2 separate regions of the Homo sapiens genome follow, and region 1 is linked to region 2. Evidence: chromatin contacts called from ENCODE Hi-C data. All regions are on one chromosome and are shown on one strand. Each heading gives the region's core, a stretch centred on a gene start or an enhancer-like site at or near the end of the contact. The rest is flanking DNA. Distances are from core to core; before and after follow the strand shown.

What was found. Hi-C counts contacts between places; a loop is a spot of excess contacts on that map. Pooled maps may share reads with other maps.
Region 1: a loop to region 2 is called in a pooled map, with 3 times the contacts of the local background. The contact joins two enhancer-like sites. A Hi-C loop is called at or near these places in 5 of 37 single-sample maps with no recorded cell type and 6 of 50 pooled maps.

The regions. Positions count from the first base shown.
Region 1 is chr3:114,805,168-114,811,585 of GRCh38, reverse strand. The region is part of intron 4 of ZBTB20 (zinc finger and BTB domain containing 20); the gene reads left to right. Among named protein-coding and RNA genes, the nearest start is that of ZBTB20-AS3, 65 kb to the left of the region's middle. RefSeq lists an enhancer at 1,516-1,695. Within about 2 kb of position 1,630, at least 3 of the 41 ENCODE cell types and tissues checked have a DNase peak (open chromatin) inside an H3K27ac peak, as active enhancers do.
Region 2 is chr3:114,148,238-114,154,971 of GRCh38, reverse strand. All of the region lies in intron 3 of DRD3 (dopamine receptor D3), which reads left to right. Among named protein-coding and RNA genes, the nearest start is that of DRD3, 27 kb to the left of the region's middle. RefSeq lists enhancers at 1-164, 165-674, 2,032-2,565. Within about 2 kb of position 2,356, at least 10 of the 41 ENCODE cell types and tissues checked have a DNase peak (open chromatin) inside an H3K27ac peak, as active enhancers do.

The DNA of each region.
Region 1 (6,418 bases), core at 381-2,880, 660 kb before region 2:
ATGCTTTATACATTCTGAATTTTTCCTAAACAAAGTTTGCTGATTTTTTTCATCTATTTAAGTCTCTGAAGGAAAATGAGTTTAGATAATTCCTAGAAGCAGATACTATATGTTTATCTCTTTTCATGTGATAGGAGTTATTTTGTAAATCCGTTCATAATTTAAATGCTCTAGGGAAGTGTATTCTCAAGGGAACTTTATTGTGGATCATCATGTAAAGGAAAAATTATTATATAGTAAATATTATTCTCTATATCCATATGGGAACTTTCTGATTTACAAGTTATTTGAGTTCCAAAAGGAGCTTATTCCCTTTGTGTGTTCCCAAGGAAGTATAACCTGAGTGAGCCCAGGAATCTGTGAGAAAATAAGCTGGCAAATACTAACCTGATCCAAGTAAGTATTTGGACCTGCTTAGATCTCTGAGCTATTATTGTTTTGTATAAGATTAAGTCTAAATGACATATTCTTTACAATTGCTTAGAATAGGTTAGTCCAGCTCCAAAGTTCATAGCAACTCATTATTAACCAAAGTAATTCTAGTCCTTCTCGCTGAGTGGTTTCTCCAAACTCTATAGAGTGAGGCAAAACTATTTATCTCCCATGGGAGAATTTTGGTAACCTTATCCCTATATCCCATACACTTCCCTAGAAATTCTTAATCCCCCCCAAACCTTTAAACTTTCTAGAGATGTAGTAGGAGGGGCAGTTGAAGATTTTCTATACACATGTAACCATTATGAAAACGTTCATTCAATGGCAGTTAGACTTCCCCCCCGCCACCCCACATGCATGGATACCTGCAGCTAGGCCCCTGATTCCTGCATTACTAAGAAAAGAATTAGGCAGTGGTCATTCGCTGAAGAAATGGCATATGGCATAAGTCGTTTATGCCCACTATAGATTAAAAGGTCATAAATCATATCACAGAAGCTGGATACTTTTGGGAGTGAAAGTGGCCAAATTAAAAGTTATGTTGGGACAACTAGCACAGTTAGGAGCCCACAGTGTTTTAGCCGGGAGTGCTTCCTCCTATTATCCGTCCCCACAGTTCCATTGTATCAGTAGTTCTGCCAGGGCAGGACAAGTCATGAAAACCCACAACTTCACTGCTGAAAGGGGGTGATTCGATAATTTGATGGAGCAGAACATAGAAAAACCCCATGCCCTTAGGTGTGGTCAAAACAGTGACAATCTCAGGGGCAAACAAGCAGGGAGAATAAACATCATATGTAGCCTGAAGTTACAATTCAGAGTAGAAAAGAACTGGCAGATTGGCCAGAAATTTAGCAGGGAGAATTGGAAAAGGATACTATCATAGTGAACTTTGGTAAGCTACCACATATTCCTAGAGGTCTGAAAGGCTGCACACATACTCTGGGGAAGACCTAAGGCTTTGGACACACAGAGAGAAGATAAGAGAGAACAAATGGAAAGTAAAAATCAAAAAAACACTTGTAAACTGCCTGAACTTTGAGTGCATTCTACAACCCACACACACGTATATATCAATTAGAGGCGTTAGCATAGTGGCCCTAGGTGTTTAAGTACAACCTGTGACTGATCGTTGGCTGACCACTAAACTGTGTTAACACAGGGGAAAGTCCCAGCTCAAAAACGAAAATGGAAATTACACAAACTGAGCAGAAACATCAGCAGCGGCACAGCATGGGGAAGAGAGGCTGCACAGAGTTATGTTAGGCAAGTCCTAAATAAACAAACACAGCAATAACAGCAACAACCCTCAACAGGGAAAAGTCAGAAGCCAGAGTTGCTGTAATATGCTATATAAAATGTCAATTTTCAAGAAAAAAATGAGACATGTAATAAACAGGAGTGTGACTCATACCCAATTTAAGAAGTGGTTAAAAGAAAGTGTCTGAAGAAAAAAAAAGAAATTATATTTGGGTTGAAGTGGAGATAGCAGATGTTAAACTTAGCAAACAAAGAGTTGAAAGCACTATTATAAATATGTTCAAAATAATAGGAAATCATGTTAAATAATTAAAGTATTACTATAATTACCCTTTAAATAGAGAGTATCAATATAAACATAAGTGTTATTTTAAAAGGAACAAAAATTCTGGAGTTAAAAAATATTATAATGGAAATTAAAAAATTGCAAGAGAATCTCAACAGAATATTTAAGATGGCAGAATAAAGACACAATGAGATTGAAGATCAATTAATAGAAATGGTCTAATTTGAAGAGAAAAGAACAATGAAAAAATGAGCAGAGCTTCGGAGACCTGTGAGAGACCATCAAGCATACTAACATATGTGTAATGGTAGAGAAGAGGAGGAAAGAAAGAAAGGGCTCAAAAATATTTGAAGAAATAATAGCCAAAAACTTCCCAAATGTGATGAATAACATTAATCTACACATTTGAGAAGCACAAAAACTCCATGTTGGATAAACACAAAAAAAATCTGTACATAGACACATTATAGTCAAACTTTTGAATGAAAAAGAGAAAATTTTGACAGTAACAAGAAAAAAAAGACTGTTACATACAGGAAAACAACACTACGATTAACAGCTTACTTCTCATTAGAAACAAAGCCAGGAGGTAGAGGGATGACGTATTCAGTGTGCTGAAGGAAAAAAAGGGAAAATGTCATTTAGGAATTTTATATTTAGCAAAATTGTTCTTCAAAAATAAATATAAAATAAAGATATCCCAAATAAACAAAGACTGAGACAATTTGTTGCTAGTAGACCTGCCTTACCAGAAATACTGAAGGAAATCCTTTAAGTGGAAATGAAATGATAAAAATGTATCTAAAATTCACCTAAACAAAAGGACCTCATCACGTCATTATTTAGGTAAGTATAGACATGATATAAACATAAAACTAAATTCTGTTTGAACAGAAGGAAGGATATAACAAAGATAAGAACAGAAATCAATGAAATAGATAATGAAAATAATAGAGAAAATTAATGAAACCAAAACTTAGTTTTTTGAAAAGATCAACCAAAACTTAGTTTTTCTTTTGCTAGACTGATCAAGGAAAAAGGAGAGAAGATGACAGATTACCAAAATGAGGAATCAGAGAGAAGGTATCACCACCAACCCCACAGAAATGAAAAGGATTATGAGGTATAGTTATAGTTAATACTATATTATAAACAAATAGTATAACCTCATAATCATTCTCATTTCTATGGGGTTGGTGGTGATACCTTCTCTCTCATTCCTGATCTCATACTATACTATGAACAAATATTATAACCTCATAATCCTTTTCATTGCTTGATAGTTAGAAATACAACCTGTGACTGATCATTGGTTGACCTCAATTGTCATTGCTTAACAATTAGACAATTGTTAGCAACTGGACAATTGTTAGCAATTAGCTGGATAAAATGGACTATCTTAGAAATGCGCAAATTACCAAAACTGACTCAAGAGGAAATAGAAAATATGAACAGACTCGTAATAAAAAGACATACAATTTATACAATTTATAGTTAGGAGAAAATCCTAGATGTAGATGACTCCACTGGTGAATTCTATCCAATACCAGTATTTCACAAACTTTTCTAGAAATAGAGCAAGAAAGGTCATCTTTCAATTATTTGTACAATATTACACTGAGAGCAAAGCCAGACAAAGACATCACAATGAAAGAAAACTGCAGACCAGATTCCCTCATGAATATAGACACCAAAACTCAACAAAATATTCACAAACCAAATGTGGCAAAGTAGAAAAGCATTATACAGTGCTGACCACAGAGGATTTATCCCAGGAATGTGAGTTTCACTTAACATCCAATAATTAATTAATGCAATATAGCATATTAATAGAATAAAAGAGAAAACACATGACCATTTCAATAGATGTACAGAAACATTTGAGAAAATCCAGTATCCATTTGTGATATAATCTTTCAACAAAAGGAATAGAAGAGAACTTCTGTAACCTGACAAAGGGCATCTATGAAGAACTTATAATGTATGTAATGATGAAAACCTGACCGATACACTCCTAGGATCGGAAAAGAGGCAAGGTTGTCAGTTCTTATGTCTTCTGTTCAACATTGTACAGGAGATTCAATCCAGTGCAGAATGATAAATACATGTAAGAAAGAGAGAGAGAAGCAAATTAGAGGAAAAAAAAAAGAAGCAGCAGCAGCTGCAGGGGAGGGGGAGGGGAAGGGAAAGAGAAGGGTTAGACAGACCAGCAGAAAGAAACAATCAGTGGCATACAGATTGGAAATTAAAAAGTAAAACTATTTATTTGCCGGCAATATAATCTTGTACATAGAAAATTCTAAGCAATGTACATACACCTCCCCCACCACACACACGAACTAATAAAGGAATTCAACAAGTTAACTGAATATAAGAAGAGATATTGTACAGAAATCAATTATATTTCTGTATACTAGCAACAAACAATGAAATTAAGAAAACAGTTCAATTCACAATCCTGTCAAAAAGAATAAAGGCGTTTTTACAGAAATTGACAAGCTAATCCTAAAATTTACACGAATATGCAAAAGATCCAAAATAGTGAAAATACTTTTGAAAAAGGAAAACAAAATTAGATAACGTACAATTTCTGGTTTTAAAACTTACTTTATAGAGTATGATATTGGCATACAGATCAATGGAATGGAATTGAAAGTTCAGAAAATTCATCATATTTTTGATCAATTAAATTTGACAAAGGTGCCAAGGCAATTTGTCATGGGAAGGGATAGTCTTTTCAATAAGCAGTGCTCTGTAATTGATGCTAGGATTATATGCGATATAAATGAATATTCACGAACCTAGGACTGTAAAAAACATATTTTAGTTCTTATTTCATATCCTGCACAAAAATTTAATCATGGGCCTAAATGTGAGAGCTAAAATTATAAAATTTCTAGAAGAAAACAGGAGAAAATCTTCATGACTTTGGGTTAGAAAAAGTTCTTAGCTATCACACCAAAAGCTTGATTCAATAAAATCCTTGGTAATTAGGATGTCAACAAAATTTAAAACTTTTGCACTTCAAAAGACCCATTAAAGAAATGAAATGACAAACCAAAGACAGGCGAAAATATTTGCAAGATTGCGATTTGCAAATCATAATCTGATAAGAATTTTTACGCATAATATATAAAGAATTCTTCAATAATAAAAAGACAAGCAACCCAGCTAAAAACTGGGCAAAATATTTGACAATTCACCGAAGTTATTCACCAAAGAAGATGAAGTCATGCCTAATAAGCACTTGAAAACATGGTCAACATTATTATTTCCAGGGAAAAGTAAATTAAAACCGTAAAAGACTACTTCACACCCGCTAGAATGGCTGTAATAAAGACAGATAGTAACAAGTGTTGGAAGATAAAGACAAATTAGAAGCCTCCTATATTACCAGGGGAGATGTAAGAGTATAGTCACTTTGGAAAGTGGTTTGGAAGTTTCTTAAAAGTTAAAATAAACTTACCCTTATGATCCAGCAATACCACTTTGAGGTATCTAAGAGGAAAAAAAATATGTCCACACAGAGACGTATTTTATGTGAATGTTCATGGCAGCATTATTCGTAACAGTAAAAAACTGGAAACAATTCAGATGTCCATTGGCTGATGCATGGATAAATAAAATGTGGTGTTATATCCATGCAGTGGAATAGTATTCATCAGTAAAAGGGAATAGACTACTGCTACATGCCACAACATAAAAGAATCTTAAAAATGAATTATGATAAGTGAAAAAGCTACATGAAAGAGATCACATATTATTTGATTGCATTAATAAAAATATCCAAAAAGGGCAAATTTATAGAGAGAGAAAATATTTGTTGTCTGGGTCTAGGGATTGACTCCCTAAGGGTATGAAGGATCTTTGTAGGGTGACAAAAATATTCTAAAAATGAATTGAGGTGATGGTTATACAACTCTAAATTTACTTAATGTCATTGAGTTATACACATAACAAGAGTGGATTGTATGTTATATAAGTTATATCTCAATAAACTGTTATGTTTATTAAAACTAAGTATAGAGAAACCTGGCAGACATTCTCCTAAGCAAGCGACCAAGGTTAACATACCCCGAGATATCATATACCTTTGATGTTATAAGAAGGGCACATCACCTCTTTTGTATTCTTCTCTAAAACCTATAATCCGAATCTAGTTACGGGATTGGACAAATCAAAGTTGTAAAAGGTTTCACAAAATATCTGACCACTAGTCTTCACAATTATCAGTCATGAAAAACATGGAATGACCAAGAAGTTATCACAGATCAGAAGAGACTGAGGAGACATGGCAATTAAAATGCAGTATGGTATCCTGGATTGGATTTTTGGAACAGAAAAAACATATTAATGGAAAAATTGGTGACATCTGAATAAAGTCTGTAGTTTAGTTAATAGTATTGTGTCAATATTAATTTCTTAATTTTGTCAAAT
Region 2 (6,734 bases), core at 1,107-3,606:
GCTGCCATTTCGTTTTTAAAAAGCAGAGTGGGAAGTCCTCGGAGCACAAGCCCCCACTCCTTTAGCTCCTTGCCTCCCCAGGGAGCCAGCCCTCCTCCCATCACATCCTGGGTCCAAACTAACTCAGGGAGAGGGCTGAGAATGTGTCAGAAGAGGAGGACACGACCAAGTGGTGAGAATTAGAGTCCTCCGAGAGGAGCCCAGGAATAATGCAGCCAAATTCATTCACCAGGGAGTTCTTTAAGTGGCTCTCAAATGGCACCCATCACACAGGCAAGCCTCCGCGTCTTTGCAGCGAGCACAATAGGTACCAGATGAGTCACAGGCACCTTGGATTTTTAGTTTGCATCTAAATAAGCACTTTATATTTGCAAAAGGCTTTCCAGTCATTTGCAAAAAGCTTTCTCCTTCAACAACTCCAGGAGGGGAGTCCACAGAACTAAAGATATATTGAGCCCCCTGTCTGACCAAATAAAAGATGGTGAAAAGCAGCCCTCACAGAACTCTGGGGCTCATTAAACCCAGGCGGGGAGTTAGAGTCAGGCCTTCCCACCCAGGCTGGCCTCTTTCCTCCTGGACTGCTAGCTTCCTAAAGAGCAACCCTTGTCAGCACACACACACACATACACACACACACACACACACATCTCCCACCCTGGGACAGGGCTCTGAGATTGAAATCAAATTCTGCAAGGTACTGAGACCTTCAGTAAGTGACCAACCATATAGATCCTGCTCATAGGACCGGAAGTCAGAAGGGGCAACATCCTGCTCATAGAACCAGAAGTCAGAAGGGGCATCACAGTTATCTCATTTAAGTGGAAATGCTAAATGCTTGCATGAAGTGCTGCAGCCTCTTAGCACAGGTGTGGGACTAGAAATGGAATCTCCTGACTTTCCACCAGCACTCTATTACAATAAGTGACACCTTCATTGGTGAAGGTGAGGATGGGGCACCTATGTCTTCAATGCCCTGGCTACCTCTATGCTAATGCTAACTTACATGAGTCTGGAAGCAACAATAATAAAAATAGTTAACATTTATTTAGCATGTACTATGTGCCAGACACTAAGAACTCTTCATTCATTATTGCTAACCTTCACGACAACCCAGAGAGAGAGATGTAATACCCTCACTATATAAATAAAGGTGCTGAGACTAGAATGGGTAGGTGAGCTTGCCGAGATCACACAACTGGGTGGTGCAAGAGTAAGGATTCAGGCAGCCTCTGTCTATTACAGCACACTCCCTTACTCAGAGATGCTGAGGTGCGAGTCTGGCTCTGGGCTCCCTAGCTATAGAGTCACACTGCCTGGCTAAAAATCCAGGCTCTACAGTTTAATAGCAATGTGACCTTGGGCAAGTCAATTAACCTGTCAGAGCCTCAGTTCTCTTATCTGTTTAGTGGAGATAATAACAACTACCTCAAAGGGTTGTTAGGAGGATTAAATGAATTAATATTCGTAAAGCACTTCAAATAGTGCCTGTCACATAGAAAGTGTCATGTACATTTTTGGTGGATAAATAAACAAATTTAATATTACCTGATATCAGGAGGAAGGGGAAGACAACCATAAACTCACTGATATGAACAATCACTGATCCCTTGAGCTAGCACAATAATTATGACAACAATAACAATAATAATACCGTCTTTTGAATGTTTAGTATTAATCACTGGGCACTGTGACTTAAAAAAAAAAAAGGTTTACAGAGAAAATATCATTCAATATTCATTACAGCCTTTTCGGGCAGAAATTATTATCCCCATTGTACAGATGAGAAAATTGGATCTTAGAAAAAACAAACCACTGGCCCATGGCTACACAGTTCAGTGGCAGAGCCGGGATTCAGAGCTGATCAGTCCGTTTCTCATGCCCGCGGACTTAATCACCAAGCACACTGCCAGTGCTGGGGTCAGCGGAGTCATCCACACCAGAAACGGCCCAGGGAGCTAAGAGCTCAGACACAAGGGGAGGGTCCCTGGCTCAGGGTCTGCAGGGGCGGCGCGCACAGTGCGAGGCTGGCAGGTCCGGACCTGGGAATACCGCCGCGAGCGCAGCGGCCAGATGTTCAGAGGTGGCCCTGGGCCAAGCCTCTCTCTCCCGGCCAAGCCCAGCCCAGCCCTCCGGGTGCTTTGGCGCGGCCCTCGCCTGCAGTCGGTCACGTGCAATCGCTCCGAGAGGAAGTCAGAGGCTAAGCGGTCGGCCTGGGTGGGAATGCAGGGTCCCTGCAGGGTTCCAGGAAGCAGGGCGCCGGGCTTTCCCTCTCTGCCTCCCCACAGAGCCTGGAGAGCCCCCAGGTGAGCAGTGAACTTCTCACCCCAGCCGTGCTGGCAGAGTTCTTGCTGCATTATAGTGCCCTCCGATGGCCAATTCCGGTACAGCCTCCCTGTCGCAGTCGGCTTATGACAAGCGGGGGCCTCATTTATTCTAACAGTTTAATCATGTTTAAAAAAGAGCAAGAAAAAAATTACTGTAACAGTGTTAAATTGTAGTCTTGTCTCTTACTTCTTATCCAAGTGAACAAAAATCTTTGTCACAGAAGTTTTCCCTAATGCAGACTTTCTCAAAACCTGTCTAATCATAAGATGCACTTGCTTGTTAAAAATACACATTTCTGTTCTCACTGATATGTGGGAGCTAAGCTATGAGGATGCAAAGGCATAAGAATGATACAATGGACTTTTGGGACTTGGGGGAAGAATCCCCAAGGAGGGGGATTCGAGAGAGGACTTGCATCAGATGAAGGGGAGTGGGGTGAGGGATAAAAGACTACAAATATGGTACAGTGTATACTGCTTGGGTGATGGGTGCACCAGGATCTCGCGAATCACCACGAAGAACTTATGTAACCAAATACTACCTGTACCCCAATAACTTATCGAAAAATAAAATAATTTCAAAAAAGAAGAAACAAAAATGCACATTTCTGGGTTCCACTTCAGAAGTACTAAATCAAAATCTCCAGAAACTAAGCCTGATATTCTGCATTTTAACAGGACCCCCAGGCAATTAACAGAATCGAGCGAATTGAGGAAACTCAGTTGTGGGCGCACGCAGTGCTCTGCAAGCGGTAACCACCCTTGCCATGCTGACTTCACTGAGGAAGCCCTTGTCCCCCACAAGAACTCAGAGAGCTGTCGATGCCCTCGAGAGGGAGGAGGGCACTCAGGAGAAACACACCTCAGAGGTGGGAGACATGGCTCTGCCACAATTTGCTGCAGAACCTTGGGCTCATAACTGACATCCTTGCATCTCTGCTTCCTCCTTTATGGGATAGAGCCAGGGTTCCCTACACTTGTTGGCCCACTTCATTAATGGAGCCTCCAGGGAGTTGCTGAACATTATAGCATATTTAGGAAAGTATATAACTCTCAGTGGTCTGCTGAAGCCGGCTTATCATGGCTAGCGAGAGCTGATTGGCAAAATTTTAGAAACTTTTTGCATCAGTTATTAAAGCTTTGGTGGTAGCTTAAAATAGGCCATGGTGGGAGTATTGACACCACAGAAATTGGCAAATAATACAAATTAGGGCTTTTTGTAAACTACAGAGCCTGTTGTTAGCCATTTACCAGCACACCACTGAATACACAGAAGGGTCAGGCTCTTTTACATCAAAGGACATTATGCAAGTGGAAGGCCTGGAGAAAGTGAGTTACAGTATTCCTTCCCCTCGCTGTTCAGTCATGGCAGCAGCAGGACTCAAGGCTCAGCCCCTCCTCCAAGGTGCCTCATAGTTACCACTAACAGCGAGGCCCTTGTAGACATATTGTACTAGAAGCCCCCGGCAGAGTCTAAAGCTCTGAGGAGAGTCAGAGGCCTAGAGAAACACCAGCTGCTACTTGACCTGCTCTTGTATAAACCAAGGAGGGGATTTAAGAGAGGACTTGCATCAGATGAAGGGAACTAGGTTGTTGTAGCCTCCCAAGAAGTGGGTAGCAGGATCTTAATTTGACTTTATCAAATTTTTCCCTTTTGAGAAAGAAGCCACCTTTGTCATACAGCATGGTGTCAAGGCCAAGTCCTGCACAGTTTACCTTCATCTCAGAACTCACAGCTAACTGTAATCTGCCCTTCTGGGAATGCAAATGTTACTACTCTACAACAAGATGCACAAGAGGCAGATTCGGGCAGTGCTGGCGCATAGGAGCAGGGGAAACACACAGGAGGAGCCTCAGGAAGCCTTGCCCGATCCCTTCGAGCCCAGCATCTGTCCTTCCTTTCCTTAATCCCAGGCCTTGAGGTGCACAACAAGGGTTAAGGAGGCTCCAGGTTCCTTGGAAACTGACAAGACAAAAAATGTTGAGCCATTGGTAGATCCAGCTTATACCTTAGATCCCTGAGCCTGGCCAGGATTAGAAGGGAAGGAAGCCTTCCCCTCTTACAGGAAAGGAGGCCTTCGTGACCCATGAGGCAGACAGTTAACAGTTTCTTATTACTTTCTTTGTACAAGGACCTATGGAAAATATCAAGGTTGTAAGAAGATTTGATCCTGAAGTAACTAAAATTATATGGAGCTCTCTCTCTCCAGCCACGAGGCAAATTCAGTCATGAGGCAAGACAGCTGCATGCAGGAGGGCATTGTAATTGATTTGCATAGAAGTGCTAAGAGTTCATAGTTAGAAGTCTCTGTACATGATGGAAAGAAGTGGGAAGGTGGCTGGAAAGTTCATCTGAGATTAATGGAGGGCAAGATTGAGTTGCCCAGGGAGGAAGAAGGAATGATTAATTGAACAAAGACACCAGTCTCTGACTATTGAAGAGTACTCATTACCAGGCCAGTGTGGCTGGAGCTGTGAGTGTCAGGATCAGTGGGAGGTCAGATTGGCAACGTAAGTTGAGGTCATGTTGGAGAAGGCTGAGCTTGGTTTATAGGTGAAAGAGGAGCCATCAACAGTGTATTCATTTTCTATTGCTGTGGAACAAATTATCACATATTTAGAGGCTTGAACTGTACCCATTTTTATCTTGCAGAGTCTGTAAGTCAGCACTGTGTACACAGTGTAGGTAGGTTCTCTTCTCAGGATCTCACAGGGCTGAAATCAAGGTGTAGACTGGGTTGTGTTCTCATCTGGAGCCTGAGGTCCTCATCCACACTCACTCAGGTTGTTAGGAGTATTCAGTTCCTTGCAGTTGCAGGACTGAGGTCTCTACTTTCTAGCTGACTGTCAACCAGTGCTGTTCTCAGCTCCTGTAAGCCTTTTGCCATCTCCTAAAAAATGACCCTCTCCAAAACATAGCAGTTTGCTCCTTCAAGGCCAAAAGGATAATTTCTCAGTCCCCTTTAAGGGCTCACCTAATTAGGTCAGGCCCACTCAAGATAATCTCCCTTTTGATTAACTTAACCTCAACTGATCAGTAATCTGATCACAGGAGTGATATTGCATTATAGTCACAGGTTCAGCCTACACTCAACGGAGGGGATTATACGTGGCAGAAATCTTGGGGCCATCCTAGAGTCCTGCCTATCTCAGATAATTTTCAGGTGGGGAGATGGGGAGACGTGATGAAATTTATTTTTGGAACCTGGCAGCAGGAGACCAACGAGGAGGCTGTAGCCATCATAGAAATCAGGTAGCAGGAAAGGGATAGGTGGATAAATAAATGGGGAAGATATTGCAATGGATAAATTTACAGGACCTGGAATGTTCCTCCCCCGTCTGACCTCATGGCTGGCTCCCTCTCGTATCACTCACTTCCCTGCTCACTCTGTGTTAGTTTTACCTCCTCCCTGGTTCTCTAACACATCACCCAGTGTATTTCTTTCATGGTACTCTTCATTTTATATTAACATATTTGTTTCCTTTTTTATTGTTCATTCACTCCACTTAACTCTAAGCTCAAAGAGAACAGGGACAATGTGCCTTTTGCACACCTCTGAATACCTGGAATGAGGCCTGGCGTATAGTTGGGACTCAATAAATATTGAATAAAGATTAAATGAATAAATGACCAAGGCTGAGCACAGTGCCTCACACCTATAATCCTAGCACTTTGGGAGGCCGAGGCAGGTGGATTGCCTGAGTTCAGGAGTTCGAGACCAGCCTGGGCAACATGATGAAACCCCATCTCTGCTAAAATACAAAAAATTAGCCAGGCATGTTGGCAGGCGCCTGTAGTCCCAGCTACTCGGGAGGCTGAGGCAGGAGAATTGCTTGAACCTGGGAGACAGAGGTTGCAGTGAGTTGAGATCGCGCCACTGCACTCCAGCCTGGGCGACAGACTGAGATTCCATCTCAAAATAAATAAATAAATAAGCAAGCAAGCAACTTATATGAAAGGGTCCAGGGAGAGTCAAAAGGTCTAAGTACTGGGTCTGGATGTCTTCAAGAAAGGCAGTCAGTGAAACCAGATTGAGAGGTTTGGGGAGTTGGGGAGATCAGTTTTAGACATCTTGAGTTTGAGTTGACTGTGGAACATTTGTCCAGCTAAGTCCTACGGGCAGCTGGAAATGCTGGTGAAGAATTGTCACAAAAAAAACACAAAGATGTCCAATAATAGTAAGGAACTGGGCTTTGGTTATGTAAAAGAATGAAAACTGGATTTTAAAATAAGCCTTCACTGGACATTCCTCATTTCTATTTTTAAAACATCTACTACTTAGAGGAGCTGTCACAATGAAGGTTATAATTTATATTAGGATACAAGCAGGAGGTAAATATCCTCTTTAGGTATGTTCTATCATTGTCTGAAAACCTGCAGGAGACGGTAAAGGCACACAGACCAGCACC